Regions from separate parts of the Mus musculus genome. Here regions 2, 3, 4 and 5 are each linked to region 1. A link is a loop called in an ENCODE intact Hi-C map of the cell type or tissue named here. Cell type or tissue: heart. All regions are shown on one strand. Links, peaks and the distances in the headings refer to the core of each region. The heading gives the core; the rest is flanking DNA.

Region 1 (6,150 bases), core at 791-5,790:
AAAGGACCCATAGGCCAAAAATGGGCCCGAATTTCAGTCCTGCTTAGGTTGCCATCTGTTCTGTAGATTGTTCTCTATGAGTGTCCTCTCACTTTTTTTTTTCTTTTTGGTTTGTATTTTTTGTTTGTTTGCTTTTTTTGTTTTTGTTTTTGTTTTCAACATAGGGTTTCTCTGTGTAGTCCTGGCTCTCCTAGAACTCACTCCATAGACCAGAACTCAGAAATCCACCTGCCTCTCTTTCCTAAGTGCTGGGATCAAAGGTGTGCGCCACCACTGCCCTGCTTCCTCTCACATTTAAGACATTGATAATTTTAAAGGTTAATGACAGTCCTTAATAGTTTTTGTTGTTATTACTTTGCATGGTTTTGGTTTTGAGACAGGGCCAGGCTGGCCTAGATATCAGTAAGAAAATCAACCTGTCTTGCACTCACACATGTCTCAGGGCTGCTGCTGCCTTCTGAGAGCTGGGATTAAAGGCACGCACCACCGTGCAGTCAGTCATCCTGGTTTGTTCTTGACTGTGGGTGTTATGTGAGTAAATGCTTGAGTTCCTCCCTGTACACCTCTGAAATGATAACTTGGAATCACAGCACAAACAGAGCCTTTCTCCCTATGGTTGATTTGGTCGGGCTATTTATACAAGTAAACAAACAGGAATAAGTAAATAAAATGGAACTAGAATAGGAGTTGATATCAGAGATGTGTGGCTGCAGTTTGGACTAATGTGATTTTTGTGGAGTCTATGCTTCCAGATAATTTTGTGAGCAGATAGTGGAGGTGTTTTGAAAACAGGGCTGTAAATGCTGTTGAGTGCTGAGAGATCATGGAGATCATGTTCTTTTTTTTTTTTTAGTTTTTGAGACAGGGTTTCTCTGTGTAGCCTTGGCTGTCCTGGAACTCACCCTCAGACCAGGCTGGCCTCGAACTCAGAAATCCGCCTGCCTCTGCCTCCCCAGTGCTGGGATCAAAGTGCACCACCACTGCCCGGCGATTTTTTTTAAGGTTGGAATATGACACAGATAACTACTTATTCTGTTTATCAATGGAGATTTTTCCCATTAAAATAAAGACACCTAAGTTTTTTTTTTTTTTTAATTTGGAGTACAAAGAAAATAAAGCAAAGCTTCTCTTCTTCATTTACCCAGACATAAACGTTAATAGCAATTGGCAGTGTCTACTGCTGCTCACCCAGACATAAATGTTAAATGGCAGTGTTTACTGCTGGACAACCACAAACTAGGTCTCACCTCAGTGTACTTGACATGTAAGCACAATCTCCCATTACTCACTCTGCATAAACACTAATCTCATATATCTTCTGCAAATCAAGCCAATTCCCACTACCTTGACTTATGGGGAAATTTTCTTTATATTCTGATCACAACATAATAACCATTTTCTGATGCACTGACTGGTTGTACTAAACTCCAGTACAACTAATTTTTTTCCCAGTTTTTTTCCTAATTTATTTTAGGTTTATATGTGTTTTGGCTGCATGTATGTCTATGCTCCGCATGCATGTCTGGTACTTGCAGACACACACACACACACACACACACACAGAGCACTCATAGAAGTCATTTGGAAACGAGAGGTAAATGTGGTACTTCTTTTCTTTGGAGCCGCCTCTTTTCCTAGCAAAGCATACACTGTCTCTTGGAATATGGCACATGAGAATTTTAGTACTGTACTGGTTAAATTTAATTTGTATAGTTGAGAGAGATGACTTGAGATTAAAGATAAAAGAATTCTCTTTCTGTAATGGAAACTCTGACATCTGCCTTAATTGGTAACATTGTTTCTTTTCTAAATAAACCTATGTAGCAATCACTGTTGATAGGTATACCCCAAATCTACCAAAGTTATAATTGTCTGACATTACCTTGAAATTTTCACTTTGGAAAAATAATCTTCCCAGGACATATAGCAATAAGACAGGATGTGATACCCGTGGTTTCCCTTTGAAGTCCTAAATAGAAGTTACAACTAAGATAAGCAATGGTTGACAAGTTGGACCACACTTCAGGAGTGCAGGCTGGCTATAGATATGATGCTGAAACTTTGCTTTGAAGATTAAATGTAAGACTATTACATACAACATCACAAAAATAGAGCATTGGTAGATAGAAGTATGGCTAATATTCTGTGGCATTGTATGTTGGAAACATAACAGTCTCATTTAAGATTATGGTAGAATTTGGTCAGCTACAAAATCTCTGTCACTATCTAAGAGTTGAAGGAAGATGTGTTGATTAAAAAAAAAATGGCTTCCATAGTCTTATTTGTTTCCCAGTTGGTGGAACTCTTAGGGAAGGATTACAGGTGTGGCCTTTTTGAAGGAGGTGTATCATGGGGCTGGGCTTATTGGCTATGAATGCCTCTGGCCATGCCCAGTGTATTCTCTACCTCATACCTAAGGTTCAAACTGTGAGCTCTCAGGTCTTCCTGCTGTTATGTGTTTATTATGTGAGCAACGTCTCTGACTCTGGATCTATAAGCCCAATACTTTCTTTTATAAATTGGCTTGGTCCTGGTTGAGTTTTATAATAGCAAGAGAAAGGTAACTATACAGAAGTGTTCTGTGGAAGATCAGAACACAGAAAAATCTCCCCTTCCAAGTAGAGGAACCCAGGAAGGGGTGTGTTTTAACTGTAGCTCTAGAGCAGAGGTCTTACACTCTCCCAATTCCCCCATGCTCCTTTTCCTCTATTATTTAGTTTTGTTCTTCTTTCCTTGTGTGTGTGTGTGTGTTTGTGTGTGAGTGTTATATAGCACAGGCTTTCCTCAAAATTACAGTAATTTTTCTGCCTCTGTGACCTGCTTGCTGGGATTAAAGGAATGCAAAACCACACCAAGCTTGAAAAAAATAAGCTTTATGGTGCCAGGTGTCTCCCCTCACCCCTTCCTCTTTTTCTTCATTTTAAGAAAAAGTATTTCACTTGTATTTCATGTATATGGGAGTTTTGCCTGTTTATGTGACTTTGCCTCATTCCTGCTTGGTGAATTTATGGCTGCCTAGGAGGTGAACAGATTTTTTCAGATTCCTTGAAGCTGGAGTTAGGGATAGATGTGAGCTGCTGAGTGTGCTGGGAAGGAAACCTGGGTGCCCTCAGAAAATCGGCAGTGTTCTCAACTGCTCGTGTATTTTCCCATCCCTAGGTTTCTAATCTTTATAATACTTGCTGTCCAAGACAGCCTAGGTCATTAGAGGGGTTAGACTCCCACTGTTCATTAAACAGTTCAATTCATCTGTAAGTCAGAGAATCTGCCTGAGGCAGGAATACGCTCCCTAGTTGGCCACTTAATGCAATGTAATCATTCCTGAAACTATATACACACAATAAACAACAAACAAACAAACAACAACAACAACAACAGACTCAGCAGGTTGTAGTCATATATTAAGAGTGTACTTACTCATGCATGACAAGGAAGAATTTGGGAAGGGAAGGAGGGAGGACAAGGAAGGGTGTATGAGATGCAATATATTTCAATGAACAAGTACAAAAGTAAACCTTAAATTCAAAGAAGAGGGGCTGGAGAGTTGGCTCAGCAGATAAGAGCACTGAGTGCTGTCCAGAGGACCCAGGTTCCATTTCCGTAACACATGGTAGCTAACAATGTGCTGTGACTCCAATGGTTGGTATCTTCTGCCCTCTTCTGGATGCTGCCGGTACTGCGTACAGACACAACTAGGCAGATACCCAGGTAACTAAAATATAAAATAAAGGGTAGAAAAAGAAGGATTAAACCTGGATCCTCTAGAAGAGCAGCCACCTCTCTAAACTGTTGAGCCATCTCTCCAGTGCCTTGACGTGCTATTTCAGTGATGTGGATACCAATTAATGTCTAAAATCTCTCCCCATTCATTTATGAAGAAAAATACTCAACATACTCTTTGGTGTTGTCACAGTCCTAAGACAGACAGCAGCTAGGGTTAGTTAAAATGAACTCTTTCTGGTCCTGCATGGAAGCAGCTGTGGCCTTCCTCTGAGCCAGCCTGCTCAGAGGCAAAAGCATAGAATGCTCTTCTGAGCATAGAATAGCTCAGCATAGCTGTTCATCTAAGTACGTCTACTGTGCAAATAGGTGACTTTTCCTGTATGTTTGCGAGAATTGTTGCATTGATATATCTGCCTTTAAGAGCATACATCATAATTAATAGGTAGTATTGGCCATAATTAACAGGTAGTATTGGCTCCTAAGTAAGCTACATTCACAGTGTCATTTACTTGTGAGGAACCTACCTGACTTCAGTTTGAAGGCAGGAGCCATTATGCTGTATTGCTCAAAATACCCCATTTACTGATTTGCTCTATTTAAGTCTTTTTCTTGGAGCCTGATCTGCTTGACCCCTGGCCTCTTCATATTTCTGAGAACATCCTGAACATACCTGACCCTCTATGGTGACCACATTTTTGTTCCTTTGGTTGTTTATTCCTGTATTTTCTTATTGTCTCATTGTCTGTTTTCTGTAAACCTGTTTGGCAGAAGCTTGTGATTTTACTACTTAAAAGAGGCACTAGAAGTGGATTCAGGTCTGGTTTCCTTACAGCACTTAGGATCCAGTTGATGGCCAGCTCTTAGGTGGTTCAAGTTGTCTCAAAATCGTGGTAGTGGTCTTATTCTCCCTGGGTTCAATTAACATATGAGTTTCAATTATGACCTTGAGGTACAAGATGAACGTGCCAGAGACATTTCCTTCTGTCTTTTAAAATAAATTGTATATGTTCCTGTCCAACGCTGAGCTAAGAACACCACCAAATCAGGCAGAACTCTACGCGAATGTGTCCAGGCTCTCTAAAGAAAACCCCCATGCTTCCTGTCTTTTATTTTTGTTAAATGATTTCCCTGCTTTCTGCTGGTAAGAAATATTTCCAAGTTTTTCTGTCTTGTCTGTTATGATGGCTATTCTTGGTAGACAAACTGACTACAAATTAACTAAGACCCAAAAAGTTGCATATACCTGTGAGAGATTTTTCTTAATTAAAACTTATGAAGTGGGAAGACGCTTCTGGGTCTTTTGAGGCGATAAGATCCACCTTTAATCTGGGCCACACCTTCTGGTGACAGTCCACATAAATAGAGAAGAAAGAAGCTCTCTCTCTCTCTCTTTCTCTCTCTCTCTCTCTCTGCCCTATCTTTGGTTAGCAAGTTCATTCCTTTAGAGCCTCCTTCTTTGAAAATGTGGTATACAGTGAAGCCCAGCTTAGACACGCAGCCTCATGGACTGAACTACTGGATTCTTCCAATTTTAGTTGCTAGACAGCACTTGTTGGTCTAGCTGGACCACAGCCTGCGAGCCGTTTTAATAAATCCCCTTTCTACATACAGAGAGGGAAAGAGACGCTCATTTTTATCATTTCTGTTCATCTAGAGAACCTTGACTAATACAGCTGCGTTTTCTCACCTTAACTCAGAAAAATGTTAGGAATAGTGTTCATAAACAACATTCTTCCTCGAACCATTTCTTTCTAATTATTCAAGTTACCGTGGAGACTACACTTATCATTAGTGTTAATTTGTCAAGAGATAGACCTGAATTTCAGGAAGAAAACTCCTATAGGGATGGATCCACCATCCAGCCTTCTTGTGGGAGAAACACATTTCATTGTGTTTGTGATGTGGTTCCAGGTTTTCTCTCAGGATTGTCCAGTGTACCTTTGCCAGCCAGGTAGAACGTAGCTGTAGCTCACCTGACCTCACCGTGAACCCACAGAACAAACATTTGTTTTCTAAAATCTCCTTAATTATTAATATCGTGGGCACCCTTCCACTTGTGGGACAGGAGAAACACTCCACTCCACATTTTGTAATGTGCTATTTAAACTAGCTACCTTGTGTCAAGGAGGAAAAGGGGAAAGTGCCTACCACGCAAGGAAAGATAGAAGTGAAGCTACCTCAGGTCAAGAGCAAGGACTCCTGAAATGCAAATATCTGCAACAGGAAATACTGTTCTGTGCTGTTCCTTAAACTCCAACGCCAAAGGAGGGACTCTTGTCACTCAGGCCTCATCAGCCAATGAGAACCTGCAGTCGGAGCGTCATCGGGGAGGCGGGCTCTTCCGGGCGCCAGGCTCCAGGCTCCGTTCCGAAGCTGGGAAAATGCAAGCGGTTCTTTGCGTGTAACAGGATCTGTGAGGGGTGCACG
Region 2 (5,925 bases), core at 926-5,925, 410 kb before region 1:
GGTCTCGATCTTGCTAGGGGTAGAACTTGACCTCCTTCTTCAGATACATACATTTTCACCAGTTTTCTGGTTTTGATGTTTACTTAGCTGCTTAAGCTTTTCTTTAATTTTAAATTTAATTTCCCACAATTGGAAGCTCAGCTGGGTAGAGTCTTGCCTGGAAGTCACCATTCCCTTTATTTCATTTAGCATTAGGCCTTTCTTTAAACTTCTTAATCTCCTTGGGCACTAAACTTAGCTCCATTACACTTTTTGGTGCTCGTTTCCTCCTCAAACTGTACATTTTATATTATTTCTTTCGCAGCTTTCTCTTTTTCATTATAGATCTGTATAAGAGTGACTTCTAATAACACAACAGAGTCAATACTAAGCTGTCTTGAAATCTCCTCTCCCAACACCATTAATCTAAAACTCTCCAACTTAGCCTCAGATAGATTTATTTTTTCAGACAAGGGCAGAAAGCAGCTACATTCTTCACCAACAACTATCTTTAGTCTACTTACTAACATTCTTCTCTGAAGCCCCTTGAGCTCACCTGTCATAACGGGCATCTTTCAGCACTACTGCCTTTGGTGCTCCTTGTAGTATGTCCCATTAAAACCCAGTCAAAGTGTTCAACTGCTTTTCTAGTCCAAAGTTCGAACATTCCACCAACACGCAGTATGGTCAAGCCTGTCACAGCAATACCCAACTCCTGGCACCAACTTCTGTCTTAGTGTTCTATTGCTGTGAAGAGACACCAATGCCAAGGCCAACTCTTATAAAGGAAACATTTTAATTAGGGCTGGCTTACAGTTTCAGAGGTTTAGTCCACTGCCATCATGGCAAGGAGTATGGCAGCATGTAGATAAGCTGCTCAAGAAGTAGCTGAAAGTTCTACATCCTGATCTGCAGGCAGCAGGAAGAGTGAGACTCCAGCCAATGACACACCTCCTTCAAGAGGACCACACCCCCTAATTTTTTTCAAATAGTTCCATTCCCTGGTGACCAAGGATTCAAACCAATGAGCCTGTGGGGACCATTCTCATTCAAACCACCTGTGAATTTTCAGAACTCCTATTCCCTCTTTGGTCTCTCTCTCTCTCAGATTTATTTATTATTCTATGTAAGTATACTATAGTTGTCTTTAGACACACCAGGAGAGGGCACAGATCTCATTACGGATGGTTGTGAGCCACCATGTGGTTGCTGGGATTTGAACTCAGGACCTTCAGAAGAGCAGTCAGTGCTCTTAACTGTTGAGCCATCTTTCCAGCCCCTTTGGTTTCTCTTTTTTGTTCTTTGCCTTGTTTAGTCTGACACTGCCTACATAAACCAGGGTGGCTGAGCCATCTTTCCAGCCTCTTTGGTTTCTCTTTCTGTTCTTTGCCTTGGTTAGCCTGACACTGCCTAAATAAACCAGGGTGGCCTTGAAGTGACAGAGGTCCACCTGCCTCTGTTCCAAGTACTGGTATAAAAGGTTTGAGCCACTATGGCCAGCTAAATTTTCAGACTTCCTTTAAAAATTCAGGATAACCAAACTTGAGTTTGACATTTTTTGGTGTTTTACCTAAAACGACACCCCTCTGTCTCTGCACTTTTTGAATCAGCACACTAATTCACCACAAATTTTTACTACTTGTTTATAAATTATTCATTAGCAAGCCTGTATTTTTACATTTCTATAAATAAGATCGATATAAAACAATAAAGGAACTTAAAAGAAAGTTCATTCAAAGCTTAATATGAATGAGATGGTTTGGCCAGGTCTCACCTTGCCTTGGATGATATGTTCACGGTAGGGAAGCCACCTGAGCTTCTAGGATCACAGAACAAAAGAGAGCAACAGATCAATGCATTTGCCAGCATAGACATCGGGTAGCTGGGCTAGAGAAAGGTTGGGAAACCTCTTCCATAAAGACCAGGTATTATTTCATTCTTAACTTGAAGGTTACTGGAGCTTCAAGTCTTCCAGGCTTAAAGATCCCTCCTAAAAAGCTTATCTGGAAGAAGACAGTTAGGTCAGATATCAGAGATGATGTAGATGTTTATTGCCCCAAATAGTTTTGTTTCGTAGCCTATGTCCCTTCTCTTCACAAATAATCTTTGACATAAACAAAGCTTCATCCAAGAACTGCAATTCACTATTGTAATGTTTATATTCATATTTATTTTTAATATCTGTATTTTTTACTTAAATAAGTAAATTCCTAATTTCTTTGTTAAAGAAAAAAAAATTAATCAGAACAGGCACATGTCCTTAATTCCAGCACTTTGGAGATGGAAGTCAGGAATCAGGAGTTTAAGATCATCCTCGTATACTTGCCAAGTTTAAGGTCAGCTTGGGCCATGACCGAATGTCTCAAAGGAAAAAAGAAAAGAAAACCAGCTCTGAATTCTTCGATGTCCTGGTTTTAAGTGGCAAATGATGGCTACAGTTGATAGGAACTATATACAAACACCTATAAGAAATATATATATATACATGCACTTAGACGGAAAACCAAAGCTAGCAATTCACTTTCCGGACACTTCCAATTCAATAAATGAATATTGCCTTGTCAACAGAACAGGGGGACTGTTTTGTTATTGTGGTTGTTCAAATGCAAAACCAAAGCCAGGATTTCGGTACCGATTTATACTGCAGCTATTTTCCATTGTTCAAATGATCAAAGTTTTTTTGTTTTTTTTTTGTTTTTTTGTTTTTTTTTGTTTTTGTTTTTGTTTTTTTTTTTAACTCTTGCAGAGCAGGTGGTTCGGACATCCAGCCGAGCATCTTCTAAATGCTAATTTTTCCGTATAGGAGAAAAAGAATAAGATTCAGGCGAAATAATGCCTGGGGCAGGGGCAAAGATGTTGGCAAAGCTCAAAAGCAACAGGCGATCCAGGGTCTTTCCGCATGCGAGGGTGGGGTCGTCTTGCACAGTCCAGGCCCAGCCCTCCGCGACACTTCGAAACTACACCTTAACCCTGGGCACCAGGTTTATTTACACCGAAGGACCGCCGCTCCGTGTCTGAGCGTGTCGCGGACCTTCAAACCCGGGCTGGAATCAAAGGAGAACGCAAGAACCTGGAGCACAGGGTTGCCGACTCTGACGCTTACTCCCAGGCGGTCAGCGGCGCGCTACCATCGACGGATGGCAATCCGAGTAATGAAAATCCAGGTCTCCGTAGTTTCCATAGGACTCTACAGAACCTCTGCGGCCTGTGGTTGGCTGGTCTCTGGGCATGCGCAGTGGCCACCTGGGGGTTGGCGGCGCCCTAGTGTCGCCTACTGGAAGGGCAAAAACCCGGGACCATGTCGGCCCAGGGCGACTGTGAGTTTCTGGTGCAGCGAGCCCGGGAACTAGTGCCCCAGGACCTGTGGGCAGCCAAGGCATGGCTGATCACGGCCCGCAGCCTCTACCCGGCCGACTTCAACATCCAGGTGAGTCAGACCCGGCGCGTCCGCACGCGCGGAAGAGAGCGTTTGGCCGAGCCCAGTGGCCCTGGGCGCTTTGCGCGGCCGCTGTCCCCCTCCCCACGTTGCTCCTACCCTGCTCCACAGGACAGTTGACCAACCTTTTCCCCAGCACCTGCAAAGGCGGAAACCATACAGTAAATCCGGGTCTGGTTGATCCTGTACAGTGCATCTTTGCCACTAGGGCCCAGGGCATTCATTCATTGATCATGGTAGCAGCCATCTGTTCAGTTGCTGCTTCTTTGGGGACGTTTCTACTCCACTTGATCCTAGAAGCCCTGCAGATGGGGTGAATTCTGGGCCACCAGGCTCTCATTTCCCTTCGTGGGTGTTCTGGGTGAAGGCCCACCTCTGAGCAGTGCTGCAGGTGGGCTGGAGCTGGACCAGCTACCACCGTGGAAGCCGTTGACCCTGTCTGCCTTGTTTCAGTATGAAATGTACACCATCGAACGGAATGCCGAGAGGACTGCCACCGCAGGGAGGTTGCTGTATGACATGTGAGTTAACTGGGATCGTTCTGGGAGCTATTGTTGATATCTGAAGGGGTCCTCTTCAGATATGAACAATTGATAGTAGCAGTCGGGGCTCTGCAAGATCATCCTCTTCCCTGGTACCCAGAATTCAGGCCTTAATTGCCAACAGGCGTTCTACAGAGACGACTTTTTAATTCTTGTATTTTAATCCCCAAATTTGTAGCCAGTGATTTATCATAGGCTCATTACAAACATTCAGACAGCAATTGATAGAATGAAATGTGAAATCCCTTCTAACCCAGAGCTAAGTTTTGTGTGTCTCCATATGTATACATACATACACTGGGTAGCTGATAAAAGCGAGGCCATTCTACCCTGAAGTGTACTTTCATAACCCGCTGTTGTGGACCCTCTGGGTCTAGTCTATAGAGACAACTGATGTTCTTAATGGCCATGTATCATTTTCTGGGTGCATGGTTAATTTCCAATTTATTTATGTTTGGAATGTCAGTGAGTAATTCTGCACCCATATTTTGATGTTTTGTAGCTAAGGGATATGTACAATTCATCATCTATCAAATTACTCTTTAAAAAGGATAGCCTAAATATCTGTTTCCACAAATTATATATATGTATGTATATATATATATATATATATATATATATATATATATATATACATATATATTTATATGTGTATATATATGAATTGGCAGTTTTCCACATTTTTGCCAACCTGTATATGTTCATCTCCTCCACCACCACCACCCCTGTTTTTCCTTTTCTTCCTCATGAGACAGAGGAACCTCACTTTATTGGGCAGGGTAGTGTTGAACTCAGACCCACTTGTTCCTCTTTTCTTAGCTGGGACAGAGGCTATGCCGCCACACCCCACCTGTATCATGGGGAAAATGATATCTTACTATATCATTGTTTCTTTTTTTCCCCCGAGACAGGGTTTCTCTGTATAGCCCTGGCTGTCCTGGAACTCACTCTGTAGACCAGGCTGGCCTCGAACTCAGAAATCCGCCTGCCTCTGCCTCCCGAGTGCTGGGATTAAAGGCGTGCGCCACCACCGCCCGGCTACTATACTGCTGGTGCCCCTCATACGAGTGTCGCTGCGACTGTTCTCTTTGGTTATTTCTGGCCTGTGGTTTACCTTTGTGAGTTTTGTTCTTGTTTTTCTTGTTGTTTTTAATAGAGTGTTATTTTTTTCTGTTGCTGTGACTGATAGAAAGCAGCTCAGAAAGGAAGGGTGTGTCCTGACTCAGGTTTTAAGGATACAGTCCATCCTGGTGGGGAAGGCATAGCAACAGGAGCTGGAGCTGACTGGTCACAGTGTAAACGGGTGAATGCATGAAGGCTCTTGGCTTGCTTTTGTTTTCTCTTTCTGAGACCACGTCTTTTGTGTCCTCTAGATTGCTGTGGGTTCAGATTTATTAAAGTATCTGAGGCCAGGAAGTGGTGGCGCACACCTTTAATCCCAGCACTTGGGAGGCAGAGGGAGGTGGATTTCTGAGTTCGAGGCCAGCCTGGTCTACAGAGTGAGTTCCAGGATAGCCAGGGCTACACAGAGAAACCCTGTCTCGAGAAAAGAAAGAAAGAAAGAAAGAAAGAAAGAAAGAAAGAAAGAAAGAAAGAAAGAAAGAAAGAAAGAAAGAAAGAAAGAAAGAAAAGAGCCGCTCCCCCCCCCCCAAAAAAAAAGTATCTGAGGATGACCTTGAACCTCTGATCTCATGCCTTTATGTCTCAAACACTGTGACTACTGGCATTCACCGCCACACCTGTGCTGTAGAATACAGGATTGGAACCCAGGGCTTTGTGCATGATAAGCAATCAGTCTAACTGAGCTACATCTCCAGCCCCTCATTCACAACAATGTCTAAAGATTTTTATGAGTACTCTCAAATTTTTCAAACTGATAGATTATTTTTGTGTATTTCTATCCTTTGTTCAGACATATGTAATCATTCACCTAAAGAAAAATGGGTTTCTCTAAATGCTATTGTTCTT
Region 3 (6,150 bases), core at 392-5,391, 87 kb before region 1:
AAAAAAAAAGTGTTCCTCTGACCACATACGTGCTGTGGCATACTCCGGCCTTCAGACAGTTTTTGATTCCTCTTCCCATCACTGAGCAGTTTAAACCCAGATCTTTCCTTGCATGGGGATCTTCATAATCTGTTCTGTTCTTTTTGTATATTTTCTAGAAGGTAGGTAGGATTCTTAGCCTCTGAGAATCCAAGCCTCTCCCATGTGGGTGACCAGAAGTCCTGCAAATACAGAACTTGGGACCAAGCCAGTGATGCCAGACTGATCCAAGTTGAAATGACTTTAAACCTCATCGTGCTTTGAACTGAGACATTCTGTTCCCTGATTCTGTTGTGCTTTTCCCAGCACTTAGTCTTTAGCAGCACTCAGGCATAGCCCTAGCAGTAGACCAATTTCAGCAATGGTTTACTCATCACACACGCATTGTGCAGACAGACCTTGGAAAGTACAGGTAAGCACAAAGAATTCTGTCAGAAACTCTAAAGATAAAGTTGCACTGAGTCATATTTGACAGATGTGAGGAGTCATATCTAAGAAGAGATTTCCCAGGGTGGTGGCACATAATCTTAGGACCTGAGAGGCAGGTACAGGCAGACCTGTGAGTTCTAGACAAGCTCCATCTACAAAGCTAGTTCTAGGAGAGCCGCGGCTGCTGGTAAATGCATATACTTAGAGATCAGTGTCCTGTGTGGGTCAGTCAGTGGCGTAATTAGGCAACAGCTCATCTAACCAAAATGAACATGTGTCTGACAGTTCTTGTGGCTAAGGATACATGTCAATGCTAGAAACTTGCCTCGTTAGTGTATGTGAGACTCTGGTTCTCAACCTCAAAGCAGCAGCAATAGAACGGTTCTTTTGTTTTTCATTTCATAAACAATTGCAAGCATAGTTCTGAACACCCATTTTCTTAGCACTCAGGAGGCTTAAAGTCCCACGGAAGAGAAGAAAGGTAACTAGGAGAAAACATTTCTTTAGCAATACTACAGAGGTGCTGGCCATTAAATCCAGGGTATTAACTAGCACTGAGCCTCAACCCCAGGACCGTAGAACAGCTTTAAAAGCCAACACTAATGAGTCTACTCCTCTGCCTCCCATTTGGTCAGGAGGATCAGCAAACACTGTTCTTCAATGTGCTCTGTGTGCTTCCCCGTCCCTGTCCCATGAGAGACACTTGTCTAAAGTGACAGAAGCTGACAGGAGGATGGCAATACCAGGAGACAAGTCTGGTTCCAAAGGGACTGGGTACGAGGTGCAGTTACAGCAGTGAAGAGGTAGCTGACATGGGAAGACTTTGGCCAGCAATTTCCTTTCAGGTCCATTCATAAAAGTAACAGGTTCCAGCTAGCAGTGGCCTGTCTTGTGTGGCCAGCGTGTGAGTTCACTTAGGAGCAGCTCATTCTTCTGCAGTAAGTAGTTTGGACCTAGGCTAGGCCAGCATTTGGGAGCACAGGACATGATTGCAGATTTACTGCCTCGTTTGACTTCACTACAAACATTCAAAACGGGTTATGACCCTCTGAAGAGCCCTTTCCAGCATTCTCTTTGAGGAAAATATACCAGTTACCCATGCATTTTGCTAGGTACTCTGAACTGTGAAATGCACGTATTAAGCCACGAAGGCATTTAATAAAGGTACAGGGTTGTGTACTTACAGGAGGACATGGAGTACAGAGAATGTTCTGAGCCACTGAAGGGGATGTGGACCATGAACACCACATACTGAACAGTCTGCCTATTTACCCGCCATGCAGCGGTCTTCAGCATAGTCTTAGAATCTCATGTCCACCGTCCTCGTACGGTGCTGTACCAACTAGAAGTCATTCCCTATTTCCTGGGACATAGCCTGTCCCAGGTAACTGCCACTCTTCTTCCTGTGTGGATTTACCCGTTCGATTTTAGAACCATAGTATGTTGCTTTTTGTGTCTGTCTTATTTCACTGATTATTAATGTTAAAACATGTCTCCATTTCTTTTTATTTCTGAGTAATGTCTAGATAAATTATGTTGCATACATCCATTCCCTGATTGGTGGGCATTTGAGTCATTTACATTTTCGGATCATCATGAATGAGTTTTACAAAGGTGTGCTTTTGTGTAGATGTGTTTCATTTGCTTTGTGCAGATGTTATATCTAATGTAAAGAACAGGGTCCACCTCCTCCCTTAAGGGTTAATCCAGTGTGGCAGGCCAGGGACCTGACTAGGAGCTACCCATATTTAAAATGAGTCCACTTAGTGCTGCTTGTGTGTGTATGGATGTGGGACCATGGCTAGCCTCCCAAGTTGGCCATCTCTGAAGGAAACTAATTCTCCCTTCCCAAAAGCCATTAACTGCCAATAGTTTCTCAGGGTGTCAGGGTTTGGTTTTGTTGTTGTTGTTGTTGTTTTGTTTGGTTTGGTTTGGTTTGGTTTGGTTTGGTTTTTCAAGACAGGGTTTCTCTGTATAGCCCTGGCTGTTGGGAACTCACTCTGTAGACCAGGCTGACCTCGAACTCAGAAATCCACCTGCCTCTGCCTCCCAAGTGCTGGGATTAAAGGTGTGTGTCACCACCGCCCAGCAGGGCGTCAGTATTTTTAATCCCAGTGTAAGAATACATACAATTAAAAAAAAAATACATACAATTAATTTTCAAACTTGTAGCACTTTCTGCATTTCTAGTTTTCACCACAAGGTGTCAATAAACCTGGCAGGAAAGCAGTTGAATGCTTTGGCCAGTAGAGGGCCCCTGGTGTTCCTCGGAGATTTCCTTTCTTTTCCTTCCCTTGCTCTCATTCCACCCGGGTCTGTCTTTGTAGCCTCCACTGTTGCACACCAAAAACCTCACCAAAGTTTTTTCACCTAAGGTTGGAGAGCAGTGGCTGGCGTCGGTACTTACTGTGAGCCTGGCAGCGATCTCAAGGCTTACTGAGTCCACTGGGTTTCATTAACCAAAGGAATTCTGGGAACAACCATGAGTTAGCCTGATGAGGAAGCCGCACATGGTTTTCCCCTCCGTGTCCTGGGAAGTCACTGGGCTTTAAAGATTCCCATAAGAATGCCTTTTATCCTTTGCACCACATCACAAAACCCAATGGCTGCCCTTGCATCTTTTCTCAAATGGAAGACAAAACAGGTGGGAAACGTGACCATTCCTAGAAGAATGTATTCCAAGCCTGAAACTAGTATGGCACCTTGTGTTTCCTCAAGGATCTTCACTTTATGTGCACTTTCTGGCTCTCAGTGGTGCCAGGAGCTTAGCCCAGGCAGGGGTCCTCTATGAAGAGGCAAAACTGAAGAGGGGGAGGAGCATCAGGGGCAAGATGGGGTCTTGGGAAAGAGTGGGGTTCCTTTCTATAATAACACATACCTATCTTGACTTTAGTTACTCTGAGGCCAGAAGCTACCTGCCTCGGGAGCTACCGACACTTGTTGCTAACAGCAGAGTGATTAGGTAAAGAATTTATTGCTATTGTTTGTTTCCTTCTCTGTTCAGGCAGCCAGAGCCTCTGTGACTCGGCTGGTTAACTCTGTGAACCAGAGAGGAAGGAAAGGAAAGGAAAAGTCTTTATACAGGCAGATATGCACAGACACACTCATACACCCACACGCTGGCTGGGCTGGACAGTCTGTCTGCCAGCTCCACAAAGTATTAATGCATGCTTACATAATACACATATACCTACTCGTATATATACAGACATGTACATATGGATGGATGGAGGACAGACGGACGCGGCAAAGCCCCCCAAGCCAAACCATCCCACCAACAACTATTTCTTTTCTCTGGCCTTTTTATATCTTCTTAGACAAAAAGTTCTTTAGAAAATTACCTCAGAGATAAAATGTTACATAAAATGGGAGTTACAGAAGGATGTTGCTATTAAGTTCAAGGCAGTGTTTCCATTTGCAAGCTTGTTATAAGTTCAAAGCAACAGTTTTTACATGGCCTTGCCTTATCATAGTGCACACCTGTGACTTTGTCTTTGAACCTAAATGTTTTTCCTTGAACACAAATTTGTCCCAAGCCTATTTCTCTTTTTAGTGTAATTATGAAAGCTCATTATATTTATGCAGCCTTTACTTACTATTATGAGGAGTGGGAACATTCTAATCTTGATTCTAACAGTATTACATCTTTCTAGCAAAGCAACTAAAACCAGCTCTTAAAACTTTCTTCTTAGCTAGGCAGTAGTTGTGCAAGCCTTTAATCCCAGCACTTGGGAGGCAGAGGCAGGCAGATTTCTGAGTTCGAGGCCAACCTGGTCTACAGAGTGAGTTCCAAAATAGCCAGGGCTACACAGAGAAACCCTGTCTCGAAAAACCCAAAAAACCAAAACAAAACCAAAAAAAAAAAAAAAAAAACTTTTTTCTTAAAATTATTGGAATCAAATCTGAAATTCTATAGAATCAATAATTCATCAAAATAGCATTAATTCATGAAAGTTTATCTTTATGTTAATCTGTAGGAAATCTGACCAATAGGGTGGGCTAATGCCCAGGGGTTATTATATTAATTTAATAACGACAAGAAAGGCATATCAACTACAAGAAGCAATCCTGAGATGAAGTCTCTTTGGGACCTTGCCATCAAGCTCACCCATCGAAGATCATGCCAACAACAATAACAACAAAAAGAAACAAAAAACGGTGAGCCACCTCCAGGAAGGCCACCTGCTAGCCTTAGCCTGTACTAGATGGCTCCTGACAAAGTAACTTACCCCAGTTACTGGCATTATACTCTTGTGCTTGTGTGTGTGTGTGTGTGTGTGCGTGCGTGTGCTCTATACTAAGTGTTTTCTGAAAGGGCAAACCTTTCAGAGGATAGCAGACAACTAATATTTTATAGAAGGAAAAATGGATAACTGGACTCAAGCCCCAGAATCAGAGATATACACTGCAGTCATCTCTGCTCAATCGACTTCGCAAGCTCTGGCTTTTGGAGCAGACCCCTTCAGTCTGGGGTGCTGGTTTGGGCGTCTCGTTTAAAAAGAAACAAATAAAAAATATGATGATGACGATAATAATACCTCTGGGGTTTGAGGTTGGACTGAAGATGAGCTAGAGCAGCCAGCTTGGACCGCGAAGACGCAGTGAGCTAAGCCTGCACTTCCTCATCACCAAGTTACTCTCGGATCTAAACTCATCTGCTCCCCCACCCCCATCCCGCACCCCTTTCTGAGACCTGCCCAGATGCCCCAGGGCTCTAGTCAGAAGGCTACGATTAAACAAAGGGCCATGCTCCCTCCCAAAGCCCAAGCAAAGCAGCAGGGGTCGCCGCCCGGACAGCAGGTTTGTAAGCAGATGCAAAAATGGGCCCGCAGCTGCCGCAGAGCACACCAACACACTGTTTTCTAATTCCCTCTCCCTGCTAAGTGCTGATTACCCGGCTCTGCGATCCTTACAAACACCTGACTTTAGCCAGTGGGGCTCTCGGAGAACAGAGCAGCTGGCAGGGCGCACTTCCGGCAAAGACCTAGCGGGGCAGCAGATGCGAGGCACTGATTATTCCGGGGTCGGGCTGCGCTAGGGACCTGCATTTGCACTTCAAAGGGGTCTGGCCCCAGTGCCTCACTCTGGGGACCCAGTCTTGTGCTGGGGGAAATCAAGTTGCTTTGAGTGAGTTACCCACCCCCTTCCTAACAGAGGGAGGGTTTAAACAACCCCTAGAAGTTAATGCCCACTGGCTAGACATCCTCAGGGACCCTCCCCTGTCTAGCAGCTCTTCTCTTTACAGTCTGTTTCCATCTGGACATTTACAGAGTCACAGCGAACCTATCTATCTCACACTTTTTTCTTTTAAAAAAGTCTTACTACATTGCCAAGGCTTTCCTGGCAACCATGGAGATCCTTCTGCGTCTACCCCTCAGGTGCTATGAATAAAAGTGGCTACCACAAACCTGCCTCTGTCTGGATCCTTTCAACATCCCTTGTTAGGGTTTCGTCTCCGTGAGCCCCTCCCCCGAGATATGCTAATATCCTAATCCCTAAGCATGTTCGAAATGTGGCCTTGTTAGACAATAAGGTCATTTTGGATGTGATTGATTAAGATGAAGGGGCCACGGCCAAATGAATTGAAGCCAGGGCAGAGTTTGGAGCGTTGTAGCCCCAAGGCAAGAGACAGCCTGTGATCTGAAGGAGGAAAGATCCTCTCAGCCCCGTGCCCCAGCAACT
Region 4 (6,150 bases), core at 317-5,316, 440 kb before region 1:
AAAGGAGTTGGAAAATACAGTTTAAGCTTTAGAACAAGTGACTTTTACTAGAGTTCAGAGAGCCATTGCACTAATAAAAGAGTATGTTTGTGGTGGTCAGTCCTACACATGCATCTACCAGATAGTATAGCAGGAAACCACACAAATCGCAATTGATAGAGCTGCAAGGTGAAGTAGCAAACACCTTCACTGCCTCACAGAGTCTAGACAGCAAACCTGCCACTACAGCATTGAGCTGAGGATTCTGAAGGAGCCAAGCTGCTCCTAGATTAGTAGCATCCCCTGACACACATAACAAAAGGTAAAACAAAGTCCTCTCTGGAAAACAGTGATCCAGGCCCTCGAGATGCCTAAAGCACACAGATTGGAGTAGAGTCTACCCCAGTGATTTCATTTTGCCTTAGTTATCCCTTTAAAGGCCACATCAAACCCAAACTCATGCATAACATACAGGCATACACAAATACAGTTTGGAATAATTGCTCAAAGGAAGAAGTTACTGCAGTAACATGAAGTGATAAGATTAAAAAGTACTGAGTGGAAAAAAAAAACAATTTCTATGAGACAGCCTGGATTATGATGGTGTTTTGTGTAGATAGGAATAGAAAAGAAAACTAAAGAGAATATCGTGAGCATTTGGGATATCGTCCCTTTTAAAAGGAAAGATGGTGACAAGCTAGGGTTTAAAAATGACTCCAGGCCAGTAAGATGACTTAGATGGCACTTGCCCCTAAGCCTGATGACCAGCGTTCAATCAGCAGGACCACCATGATGGGAAGACAGAACTGACTCCCATAAACTGTCCTCTGACCTCCACACGTGCTGTGGCATGCACTCATGCTCACAAACACATACACACATAAAATAAACACATACAGTAAAAATATTTATGGAACAAGTGGTTAACCACATGTCAGACTCAGAACGAGCCTACAGTGTGAGTTAAGTTATTAACCATAATTTGGTGATGAGTTTAAGGGAAATTTTTTTCACACATCATTATTTATATAAATTTTATCACCATCATATTGACATCTGTAAAGTATTATGCATAATAACTCTTACACATTGTATATGTAAAAAAATATTGCCCAATAATACTAGACATGCTCAGAGATAGACAGTTTACCTAGCATGTATGTAAAGACTGGGCTGGACCCTTGACATCTTAAGAAAAACTTTTCTAGAGGAGAGGGTTGAAGGAATTATAGGTCAACAGATACAAAGTTTCAATTGGGAAGAACAAATTCAGGAGTTCTATTGTATAATGTGGTAACTGTGCTTAATAATAGTGCATTGAAAATAGAAAATTGCTAATAGGTTACACTTCAAGTGGTCTTAAGAGAAAAATAAGTTATAGTTTATATCAGATGGGAAGTGTGTTAATTGCATTGATTTAATAATAGTATGATGTATACATATATTTATAATTATAAAGAGTTTTGTCTATATGATTGTAGGTATTAATAACAACTACACATTTCCTTTTGTTTTTTGGGACAGATTTTTGCTATGGAGTCTCACTGGCCTTGAACTCATTGCAATCTCAAGCTCTTAAATGCTGGGCATACAGATGTGGGGCACTACACCTGGTAGCAACTGCTCTCATAAAAACATGTTTTCTATACATGTTTTCTATCTAGTGCTAATGTGTTATTTCATAGCTATCTTAATTTTTTGTTATATTTCTAGAATAATTATTTTAAACTTGCACTTATTTATTTGAACGTATGTTGTGGAAGTCATACATGGAGAACAACAAGAGTCAGTTCTTTTTCTCTACACGTGGGTTCTAGCTGTCAAACTCTTGGGCTGTCAGGTTTGGCAGCTAAATGCCTTTGTCATCCGAGCCATTTTGTTAGTTCTATAATAATTTGGCGATAAAATTAGAGTTACACATTCTTTCTTTCAAGTAATGTTATATACTGTTTTATTGTCAGTACATGCACAATGGTAAACATAGAACTATAAATATATAATGTCATTAACAGTAGAAAACAAAACTGTTACCGTAGGGAGAGGGTATGAAGTAATATCTTTTCTTGCTGCTAAAACAGAACAAAAACAAAGGAAAGAAAAAGCCTACAACCAATCATCCATTCAGTTCTGTCAGCTTATGCTCTTTACATCCATTCTACATCTTTTTCCAGCTGAGCGAAGTGTAAGTAAGTCTGTAACAATAGCAAACTGCTTTCATAATAGCCATTTGCTTTCCAGTCAAATTCACCTGATGTTAGGATAAAAAAAAAAAAAGTCAAGATGAAAAATCAATGTATCCTGGTTCCAAATTACCTAATTTGGCCATTCATCCAAAATGGTAATATTTGAAAGTTGGCTGCACATGAAAATAACTTTAGCAGAGGTGATTTAAAAAAAAAAAAAAAGTTTAAAAAAATACAAATAAATATATGTTAAAAGGTAACAAAATATCACCTTTGAGGTAGTTTTCCAAGACAGTCCAGGCAGTAGGTCAGTTAAAGTGTCAGCCCTGGAGAGGTAGAGAGTGTGAGCCCATTGGACAAGAGCCATCTTCTCTCTCATCAGGATCTGTGTTTTCATAAGACAATTTCATGGTCAAAGGAAACCAGGTTTCACCAATCGACAAAAAGGTGCTGGTTGACTCCCATGTCAATAATCAGTTTATCAAATGAGAAACAGAATAGTCAAAGTCACACGTGCACTTGATTTTTTTTCATCTGTTTCCATTATTAAGTTTATTCATAAGTGAAATTGATATTAATAAATACAACAAAAAGCATCATTCACAAAAAAAGATAAACCAAAAGGCTCTGCAACAAAACCTTGCATTGTAATAATTCTCATGGAAACCTAGGCAGGTGATTTGCAGCTTTCTTACGTGGTAAAAGAAGGGACAGGTCTTTAAATAAAGGTGGCAAGATCAAGAAACAACAGACACTATCGTCAGACTTACAGAACTGGCTGGTTCCATGACATTTCTCTTTGAGATCATCCCTAAGAAGTCGCATCTGACGACATGTACCACCACCACTTGAACAGACTCTGGCTGTAGTTCTGGAGTTCCAAGTATCCCTGCTTTGTCTCACATTATTCTTTAAACAGACTAGAATGTGTCCCTGGAACATGGATATTCACTATCGAATTCTCTTCAGTTGCAGCTCAAATGTAATACATTTTGCTTTTACTCTCTAATCAAAAAGTAGTTAAAATTGAACTTTTTATCCTAACTCTTCTTGTCTATGTGCAGTGCCTAGTGTGAGAAGAGAAGCACACTGATGGCTTGCTTTCCTTTCAACTGGATTCTCTGTGGTGGTGATAGCACTGGGTGCCCGAGGGGTGGGGGCAGGACACATTGTTAACAGCATGTCTCACCTTGACCACTAGATGTCAGCAACACATTCCCACTTACTACCTGATATCAAGACAGACAAAACCACCCTCAGAAACAGCCATTAATAACAGCCTTTGGTCAGAAATTCCCAGCTGAAAAACACTATTCTGAGACATTCCTGATGCAAGTGACATCTGCATTCTCCACAGTGAAACGTGGGGTTTTTTTTTATACTTCATTCCTATCTTGCCAAATGAATCTATTTTATTTTACCATACAAATGGCTTTCTTTTTTCCACATAAAACTCTTAACTTATTTAAGATAATGTTTCAGACAGTATTTATTGATAACTATTGGCTCAAAGTTATAGATGTATTATCAAATTACTAAAATGTATCAATTCACACCACCCTTATCTCTCATTTGAGACACTGTCATTGACTCTTCTAAACTTCACTGAAACAATAAAACTTTTTCTGTCAATTTTAAGGATACTGTATTTTCTGGTCTTTATAACGCTTTCTAGTTTCTAGAAACTATTCCTGATTTTTTAAAGTGGAAATCTTGCTTTATGTTTTTTTTTTTTTACCTACATTCTCTATGAAGTTGAATCAGGCGCACATAGAGTGAACTAACTATATACATATATATTATATATGTATATTTATATATGTATAGTATACATGTATATTATATATTATATATAACATATAGTATAATATATGCATAACAATAGGCAATGGGGCAGTTAAAGAAACATGAAATCGGGATACTGTCTTCTTACTCCATTGTCTGCAGTACTGTAACATCTAGAGATGTTGCACACCTGATGTTATTGTGAAAACAGAAGCAGCCAGTCTGTACGCCATTGCAACAGTCTCTTTCAGAGATAGAAATTACATGTTCCAAAAGCACTGGAAATTTTTGAAGGAAGATCTGTAACCATTTACTTTAACCCAACCAGACTCAGGAGTTTTAGTTCTAAATCTTTGGCATTAAGGATGGCCTCCTGAGACATAAGCTGCACAGATTTAGGACAAGGGGTCTGAGAGCTAGGAGTGGAAGCACAATAATCTCAGCACTTGAAGCAGAAGAACAGAGGGTGCGAGGTCATCGTTGACTTGTTCAAGCTGTAGAGAGTTCAAGGCCAGTGGGGGCTACATGAAGCCTCATCTCAAAAAGGCAAAACCAAAATAAATAAACAGATAGATAGATAGATAGATAGATAGATAGATAGATAGATAGATAGATAGATAGATAGATAGATAGATAGATAGATTGATTGATTGATTCAATAGTCTCCCACTTAAAATTTACTCATGTCCTTCTAATATTTATAAAAATCTAAGAGGGAAAGTAGACATTGTTACAGATGTTAAGGAAATAAAAGAGATTATAAGAGAATACTTGAACATGCCAACAAATTAGACCAAATGGACTTATTTCTCCAAGGAAATAATGCTGGGCCAAGGGAAATTTAAAAAATAAAAGTGACAGACAGATAACTCATAAGAGTGATTTGGAAATCAAAGGTATTAATTACATAAAGAAAAATCCAAGACCAAATGGTCTTGCTGGTAAATTCTACCAAAGAAATTAAAAGAATTAACTCTGATTTCTCAAACTCTTCCCCAAAACACAAAGAAGAGAGAGTATATTTCCTAACTATAGAGGATATGGTCAACCCAATGGCAAATGCAGACAGAGACACTACAAGAAAGCTATTGTCTTAGTCAGGGTTTCTGTTTCTGCACGAACATCATGACCAAGAAGCAAGTTGGGGAGAAAGGGTTTATTCAGCTTACACGTCCACATTGCTGTTCATCACCAAAGGAAGTCAGGACTGGGACTCAAGCAAGTCAGGAAGCTGATGCAGAGGCCATGGAGGGATGTTTCTTTCTGTCTTGTTTCCCCTGGCTTGCTCAGCTTGCTTTCTTATAGAACCCAGGACTACCAGCCCAGTAATGGCACCACCCACAATGGGCCCTCCCTTACAACTGGATCTCCTGCAGGCATTTCCTCAACTGAAGCTCCTTTCTCTGTGATAACTCCAGCTTGTGTCAAGTTGACACACAAAACCAGCCAGTACAGCTATCCAGCAACAATCTCATCTGAAGATATACCCAATAGCCCTCAGCAAGATGCAACTCAACCAAAATGAGCAGCACATCAAAAGGGTTGTGCCAGACATGTTTCTAGAACTACATGAAGGGAAAAATATTTCCTCTGTTTGAGACAGTCACAGACAGACAGACTGGGTTCAGACTCTTGATCTTCCTGCTTCCCCTTCCCAAAAAGTATTGGAACTGTAGAAGTGTGTTGCCCCTGTATAGGATAGTTACCTTCAAGAAAAGATTTTGTACACAGACACAAGCACAATGTAATAAGTGATTTCATTGTAGCATATCACATATAAACATACCTGATCATATTTACATCTTGTTTATGAAAAACCAATTATATATATATATATCCTTATAATGGGAGGTTGTGCAGAGCATAGAAACACACATAGCTATCTCAATGGATGCAGAAAAATCATTTAACAAATTTTATCCATTTCCATGATAAAAATGTTTCATGAAATAGGAATGGAAGTTTTTTTTGGGGGGGGGGGGTTTCTCTGTATAACTCTGGCTGTCCTGGAACTCACTCTGTAGACCAGGCTGACCTCAAACTCAGAAATCCGCCTGTCTCTGCCTCCCGAGTGCTGGGATTAAAGGCATGTGTCAGCTTCAATTTTTTTTTCAACTTGACAAAGGCAAACAACTCTACAACTAATATGATTTTTAATTACAAAAAAACTGAAAACATTTCCCTTAAAAGGGGTAAAACCTGA
Region 5 (6,150 bases), core at 778-5,777, 62 kb after region 1:
AGCATATACTGGTACGACCAGTAGCCAGCTTATATCTTTAATTTGTTAGGTTAGTTTGAGACTGGCTAACAAGATTTCTATGTTTCCATTGACTTTCATGGGTGTAAATGAACATCAAATACATACTTTCCCCAAAGCTCTTTAAACAGTTCACAGAATACTATCAAGAGACTCTTTAGAAATGCTAAGAGTCATACAGTTGGCAAATCAATTGTAGAAATGGCCGAGCACATTAAAAACTCATCCTAGAGCCAAGGATGGCCAGCGATTAATAATACTTGATGATGCCATGAGGACCAGAATTTGAATAAGACTACATGTCAGTACATCACAAGTGCCTACAACTCCACCTCCTGTGATCTGATATTCAATTTGGGATTGTTCACACATAGATCCCCCCCACCCCCCCACCCCCCCAGTGAGAAAGGAGAAAATGAGAAGGGGGATGGGAAAAGGGAGAGAGGCAGGTACAGAGGGGAAGACAGAGATACAGAGAGATTAAAAACAAAACAGAAGCAATTTATTCTAGAGCATGGACTGAAGTCTCTGAACCTGTAGCCAAAATCAATTCCCCTTCAGTTACTAGCTCACCTATTTCTTTCACAGAGATAATACAGTTGTGAAGGATCATGGAAAGACCAGCTAGAGTACCAGCAAAAAGATCATGTTCTTTTCACCTGAAACTGAAAACAAAACTAAATTCTCACCTACTACTCTCATGCAAGTGAACAATATCACACTAAATCTTAATAAATGTCACAAACAACAAACAAATCAACTCACATTCATGAACATGTCCAGATTATAATAGAATATATAATTAGAATAGTTTTCAAAATTTAACATAAGTTTTTATTTAATTTTTTTTGATAGGAGCTATATAGAAGAATCACTGAGTTTTTATTAGTATTTATATAAACAGACACATAAAAATATTAGCAATGAAAGTCTCACAGATGCAAACCAAGAATGAAATACAAGTGGTAAGAAGAAATATAATTTATTTTGATTACATGTTACAGTTCTATCATTGCAGGACAAATTCAAGAACATTGTATTTTATGGCCAATATTAAATAAGGAAAACCTGTAAATCCAATCTAAATTTTTATACAATAGTGATGTTGATGTTGATGACAATAAAGTATGTGTGTGGTTTGTGTGTGTGATGTGTGTGTGTGCACGAGCATGGATGTGTTTGTGTGTTTGTCTATTTATTTTTTAAAAAGCAGTGCCTACAGGGACAAGAGGATGCCAGACATAATGGAAGTGAAGTTACAGGGGTTTGTGAACTGCTAGACAATTAACATAAGCCTTTAAACTGAGCTATCATTGAATCGAAGAATGAAAGGAACTGTCATTGTTTTGGTAAACAGTGACAATTCTTGGAACATTTTAAGATACTAATCCCAACTTCTTAAACGTATCATATTTTTTTTTTCATTTAATATTTTGGCTATTTTCTGTGGTTTGTTAATTTCTTCTATTTAAAAAGGTACACCTGTAGCTGGGCAGTGGTGGCGCACGCCTTTAATCCCAGCACTCAGGAGGCAGAGGCAGGCAGATTTCTGAGTTCGAGGCCAGCCTGGTCTATAGCGTGAGTTCCAGGACAGCCAGGGCTACACAGAGACACCCTGTCTCGAAAAACAAAACAAAACAAAACAAAACAAAACAAAACAAAACAAAACAAAACAAAACAAAACAAAAGGTATACCTGTGTTTGTGTGCCATGGAGTACATGTGGAAATCAGAGAACATCTTATATCTGTCTGTTTTCTCCTTGCTCCACCTAAGTTCTAGAGATGAAATGCATGTAAGCAAACTTGGCAGCAAGTATCTTGCATTAGTAAGTGACTTTGGTGCCTTTAGGTATTTCCTTGAGTGGTGGTGTGTGGATATTCATATGTTATAGTTCAAGTGTAGAAGTCAGAGTATACAGAATAGCCAGGGCTATTCAGAGAAACCCTGTCTCGAAAAACCAAAAAAAAAAAAAAAAAAAGAAGTCAGAGTATAATGTGTGGGAGTCATGTGGATCTCTCAGGAATTGACTTCAGTCATCAGGCTTAGCACCAAACGCCTTTTCCCTCTGTGCCATCTCACAGGCACACATCTGTGCCATCTCACAGGCACACATCTGTGCCATCTCACAGGCACACATCTGTGCCATCTCACAGGCACACATCTGTGCCATCTCACAGGCACACATCTGTGCCATCTCACAGGCACACATCTGTGCCATCTCACAGGCACATCTCATCTGTGCCATCTCACAGGCACACATCTGTGCCATCTCACAGGCACACATCTGTGCCATCTCACAGGCACACATCTGTGCCATCTCACAGGCACACATCTGTGCCATCTCACAGGCACACATCTGTGCCATCTCACAGGCACACATCTGTGCCATCTCACAGGCACACATCTGTGCCATCTCACAGGCACACATTGCATTTCTGAGATTCTGTTTATGAGAGTTTCCTAATCACAGGTTTTTATGTTTAGTCTTCAAAATAAAGTAACACGCATAGAAAAACGAGGGTATGACTATCATTTTGGCTTGCAAGTAGGGCTTATTACTCAGATTATCCATGGACTTATACACTTGGATTATGAGATTTTAAAAGGAGACATACCTTTTACTGGTGGAATGTTACTGCAAGTGTTATTTGCAGACCAGTGAAAAGGCTTACTGAGAAAACTTCCTCTTGGGTACAAATCTGGCAACATGAGCTGGATATTCAGAGTCCATGTAAAGAAAGGGTCCACACAGTTATCATCCAGTTATTATATCTACATATCTGCATCTGTCTACACATCCATAATCATATCACACAGGCAAACTGCAGAGAAATTTGTTTAAAAAATATAGCCTAAGGCATTAAGGCATCAGACTCCCATTCTCACTAAAGAGGACAATTCTCTTACAAGTAGGACAATCAGCTGCAGACAGAGACAAACTTCCTAATTGGCTATCCAGTGCAATGTGATCAGCCCAGAAACCATAAACACACAGCCAAAAATAAGAAAATACTCAGCAGGTTGTAGTCATATATTAAGAGCTTGCTTATACATAACAAGGAAAATTTTGGGACAAGATGGAAAGAGGACGAGGAAGGGTGTGTGAGATGTAATATATTTTAATCAACCAGTATAAAAGGAAATTTTAAATAAAAAAGTAAGGCTAGAGAGATAGATGCTTCAGCAGTTAAGAGCACTGGGTGTTTTCCGGAGGACACAGGTTCCAGTTCCAGGACACATAAGGTTACTAATAATATGCTATGACTCCAGTTGCTGGGATCGTCTGCCCTCTTCTGGCCTCTGTGGGTTCTGAATAGACTCATGCAGGCAAACACTCATTACTAACATAAAAAAGAAAAATAAATCTTTGTGGATGTCACAGTCTTGAGAGAGACAGCAGCCAGGGTTGGTTAAAATGAACTCTTTCTTATTCTGCATGGCAACAGCCATCGCCTTCCTCTGAGCCAGCCTGCTCAGAGGCGAAAGCAGCCTTCTGAGCATAGAATAGCTCAGTGTAGCTGTTCACTGTAAGTACAGTGTCTACGGTGCCAATAGGTGACTTTTCCTTGATGTTTGCTATATTTGTGCTCTCTCTCATTTGTATGTGTGAAAATTATTGAATTGATACATCTATCTTTAAGAGTATAAAACATAATTAACAGGTATTATTGGCTCCTAAGTAAGATATATTCACAGACTCATTTACTTATGAGGAACCTGCCTGACTCCATTTTGAAGGCAGCAGCCATTATGCTGTATTTTTAAAAAATAGGTTTCCATTTACTGTAAGAGCTGAGCTGCTGCTTTTAATTTTGTTTCCTGGAGCTTGACCTGTCCCAACTCATGACCTTGATTTATTTTTGAGGACGCCTTGAACATTCCTGACCCTTCCTAACCACTCTTGCTAATCACATAATGACCATAGTGTGTGTTTTTGAGATATTTTTTCATATTACTTTACTGCCTCCATGTCTCCCTTCTGTAAACTGGCTTGGCAAATCTTATGATTTTACTCCTTAAAGTGGGTCAAAAATGAAGGGTTTCTCTCTTTAACCTGACTTAGGGGGCAGTTGCTGGCTAGCTCTTGGGTGCATCCCAATAAAATCAAGCTTGGTTCAAATTTGGCTCAAAATTGTGGTAGTGGCCTTATTCTCTCCTGGCTAGATTAACACATGATTTTCATTTATGATCTTGTGGTACAAGATGAACATGCCGGAGACATTTCCTTCCATCTTTTAAGATAATTTTTTTATGTTCCTGCTTGACTTTGAGTTAGAAGGCACATAAACGTCTCTGCTTTTAGATTGCGACCATGTTCAAAAGTGTATTTGTTAAATGAGCATGTTGAGGAATAAGCAGAACTCCACGTGAATGTGTCCAGGCTTCCTAAGAAAAATCCCCATGCTTCCTTTTTTGAGAAACAGCATTGCTTTGGAAATGACTCCCATGCCCATACAGGTAAGAACTTTGGCTCAGCATTTCTGTTTTGTCTGCTGTGATAGCAATTTTTGATAGTCAGACTGAATACATCTGGAATTAACTAAAACCCAATGGGCTGAAAACATGCGAGGGATTTTAATTAAAGCTTTTAAAGTGGAAAGACATTTCAGGATCTTTTGAGGTGACAATATTCACCTTTAATCTGGGCCACACCTTCTGGTAACAGCCTACTTTTGTAAGTTCATTTCTTTACTGGCATTAGAGCCCCTATCTTTAAAATCGTGGGTTATACTGAAGACCGGCTGAGACAACCAGCCTAATGGACTGAACTAGTGAATTCTTCAACTTTTAGTTGGTAGACAGCCCTTCTTGGACTTGCTGGACCACAGCCTGTGAGCCATTCTAATAGATTCCCTTTCTACCTACATAGAGATCTGTTTTATCCCTTCTGTTCATCTAGAGAACCTTCACTAATACACAGCTATGTTCTTTTCACCTTAACTCAGGAACATGCTGGCTAAGAATAGTGTTCATAAAAGGCATGTTTCTATGAACCAATTCATTCTAAGTATTCAAGTTACCATGGAGACTATACTTTTCATTATTACTAATTTGTCAGGAGACAGGCCTGCATTTCATGAGGAAAACTCCTATAGGAGTGGAGTACCATTCAGCCTTCTGGTGGGAGGTATACCTATCATTGTGTTTCTGATCTGGTTCCAGCTTTTCTCTCAGGATATTCTGACGTACCCTTGCCTCCCAGGTTACATGCAGTTGAACTTCACCTAGCCTCAGTGTCAAGCAAAAGAACAAACGTTTTGATTCCTAAAATCTCTCCTTAATTGTTAATATTGTGGCTCCCTTCTACTTGTGGGACACAAAAATCACTCCACTCCACATTGTGAAATGAGATGCACAAGCCAGCCACCCAGTGTCCAGGAGGAAGAAGGAAATGTTGCTGAGTGCAGAAAGGCGGAAGGGTGAATGGTTGGAGGCAGGGGCAAATGCGACTGAAATGCAAATATGTGCATATCCGGGAAAGGTCTGGCCTTGGGGTTGATATCAGCTCTAGCAAACACTGTGCTGTGTCCCTTCTGCATCCTCTAAGCATAAGGGGGAGGTTCTTGTCACTCAAGTCTCATTAGCCAATCAGACCCTTGAGGCGGACCTCCAGTCAGAAGGGGAGGCGGGCTCTTCCGGGGGACTTTCTGCAGGCTGGAATCTGAAGCTTCCTTAGTGCTAGTGGTTCTTTGCCACTACCTGCGGCTTAAGCGCGAGCCTGGGAGAGAAGATATGGTGAGCGAGGGGCGGTTGCCTGGTGAGCAGTGGGCTTGTGAACCTCGGGAGCCCGTGTGGTTGGCCCTCCCTGGGGTCGGATGGGAAGCAGTGGTTAGATGCAGCCTGCTGTGAGATTCTTTGTGGTATTTGCATCTCCCTAGACCCCAGTGGTGGTCTGGGAGCTGCATCTGCGCAGAGCCTTGGGAACAGGGGTAGTGTGTAGAAGTATCCTTGTAGTCAGTTTCACCAGGCTTTTGTTGCATCTGAAGATGGCAGTTTGCCAAACTCAGAGAGTCCCAGTTTCTCTAGCATCTCTAGAATTTCTGTGCTTCATATTTAATATTTAGGAGTACGATCCATTTGGAGTTAGTTTTGGGGAGGTAGTAAATGGCGTTTCATGTGTTCGTTAGCA

The links. Hi-C counts contacts between places; a loop is a spot of excess contacts. Peaks named below come from ENCODE experiments on the same cell type or tissue, not always from the same donor. Only the 100,000 strongest peaks of a DNase experiment are listed, where the experiment ranks them.
Region 2: a loop joins it to region 1, with 3 times the contacts of the local background. A loop is called at or near these places in 2 of 42 quality-filtered maps.
Region 3: it touches region 1 in a loop (8-fold over the local background); 41 of 42 quality-filtered maps call a loop at or near these places.
Region 4: a loop joins it to region 1, with 14 times the contacts of the local background. A loop is called at or near these places in 2 of 42 quality-filtered maps.
Region 5: a loop joins it to region 1, with 6 times the contacts of the local background. A loop is called at or near these places in 6 of 42 quality-filtered maps.

What each region holds. Positions count from the first base shown.
Region 1 is chr8:69,202,988-69,209,137 of GRCm38, forward strand. It overlaps Gm39188 (a long non-coding RNA gene), which reads right to left and starts at 6,010. Exons shown (of 2, transcript XR_870488.3): 1 at 5,872-6,010; 2 at 3,389-3,712. It overlaps Zfp930 (zinc finger protein 930), which reads left to right and starts at 6,059. Exons shown (of 4, transcript NM_001013379.2): 1 at 6,059-6,150. In heart, for the core only: a CTCF peak has its summit at 3,667 (motif pointing left); a DNase peak (open chromatin) is centred at 3,664; H3K4me3 peaks cover 274 bases; H3K27ac peaks cover 585 bases.
Region 2 is chr8:68,790,743-68,796,667 of GRCm38, forward strand. It overlaps Ints10 (integrator complex subunit 10), which reads left to right and starts at 3,187. Exons shown (of 17, transcript NM_027590.4): 1 at 3,187-3,406; 2 at 3,869-3,936. The coding sequence starts at 3,278. In heart, for the core only: a CTCF peak has its summit at 3,274; DNase peaks (open chromatin) are centred at 3,149 and 3,759; H3K4me3 peaks cover 1,741 bases; H3K27ac peaks cover 1,310 bases.
Region 3 is chr8:69,116,345-69,122,494 of GRCm38, forward strand. No RefSeq gene overlaps it. Among named protein-coding and RNA genes, the nearest start is that of Slc18a1, 30 kb to the left of the region's middle. In heart, for the core only: a CTCF peak has its summit at 2,694 (motif pointing right); a DNase peak (open chromatin) is centred at 2,807; H3K4me3 peaks cover 878 bases; H3K27ac peaks cover 547 bases.
Region 4 is chr8:68,763,599-68,769,748 of GRCm38, forward strand. No RefSeq gene overlaps it. Among named protein-coding and RNA genes, the nearest start is that of Ints10, 27 kb to the right of the region's middle. In heart, for the core only: a CTCF peak has its summit at 3,359 (motif pointing right); no DNase peak of the experiment used is centred there.
Region 5 is chr8:69,265,436-69,271,585 of GRCm38, forward strand. D130040H23Rik (RIKEN cDNA D130040H23 gene) reads left to right here and starts at 5,669. Exons shown (of 5, transcript NM_001384124.1): 1 at 5,669-5,756. In heart, for the core only: a CTCF peak has its summit at 3,318 (motif pointing left); a DNase peak (open chromatin) is centred at 5,636; H3K4me3 peaks cover 569 bases; H3K27ac peaks cover 630 bases.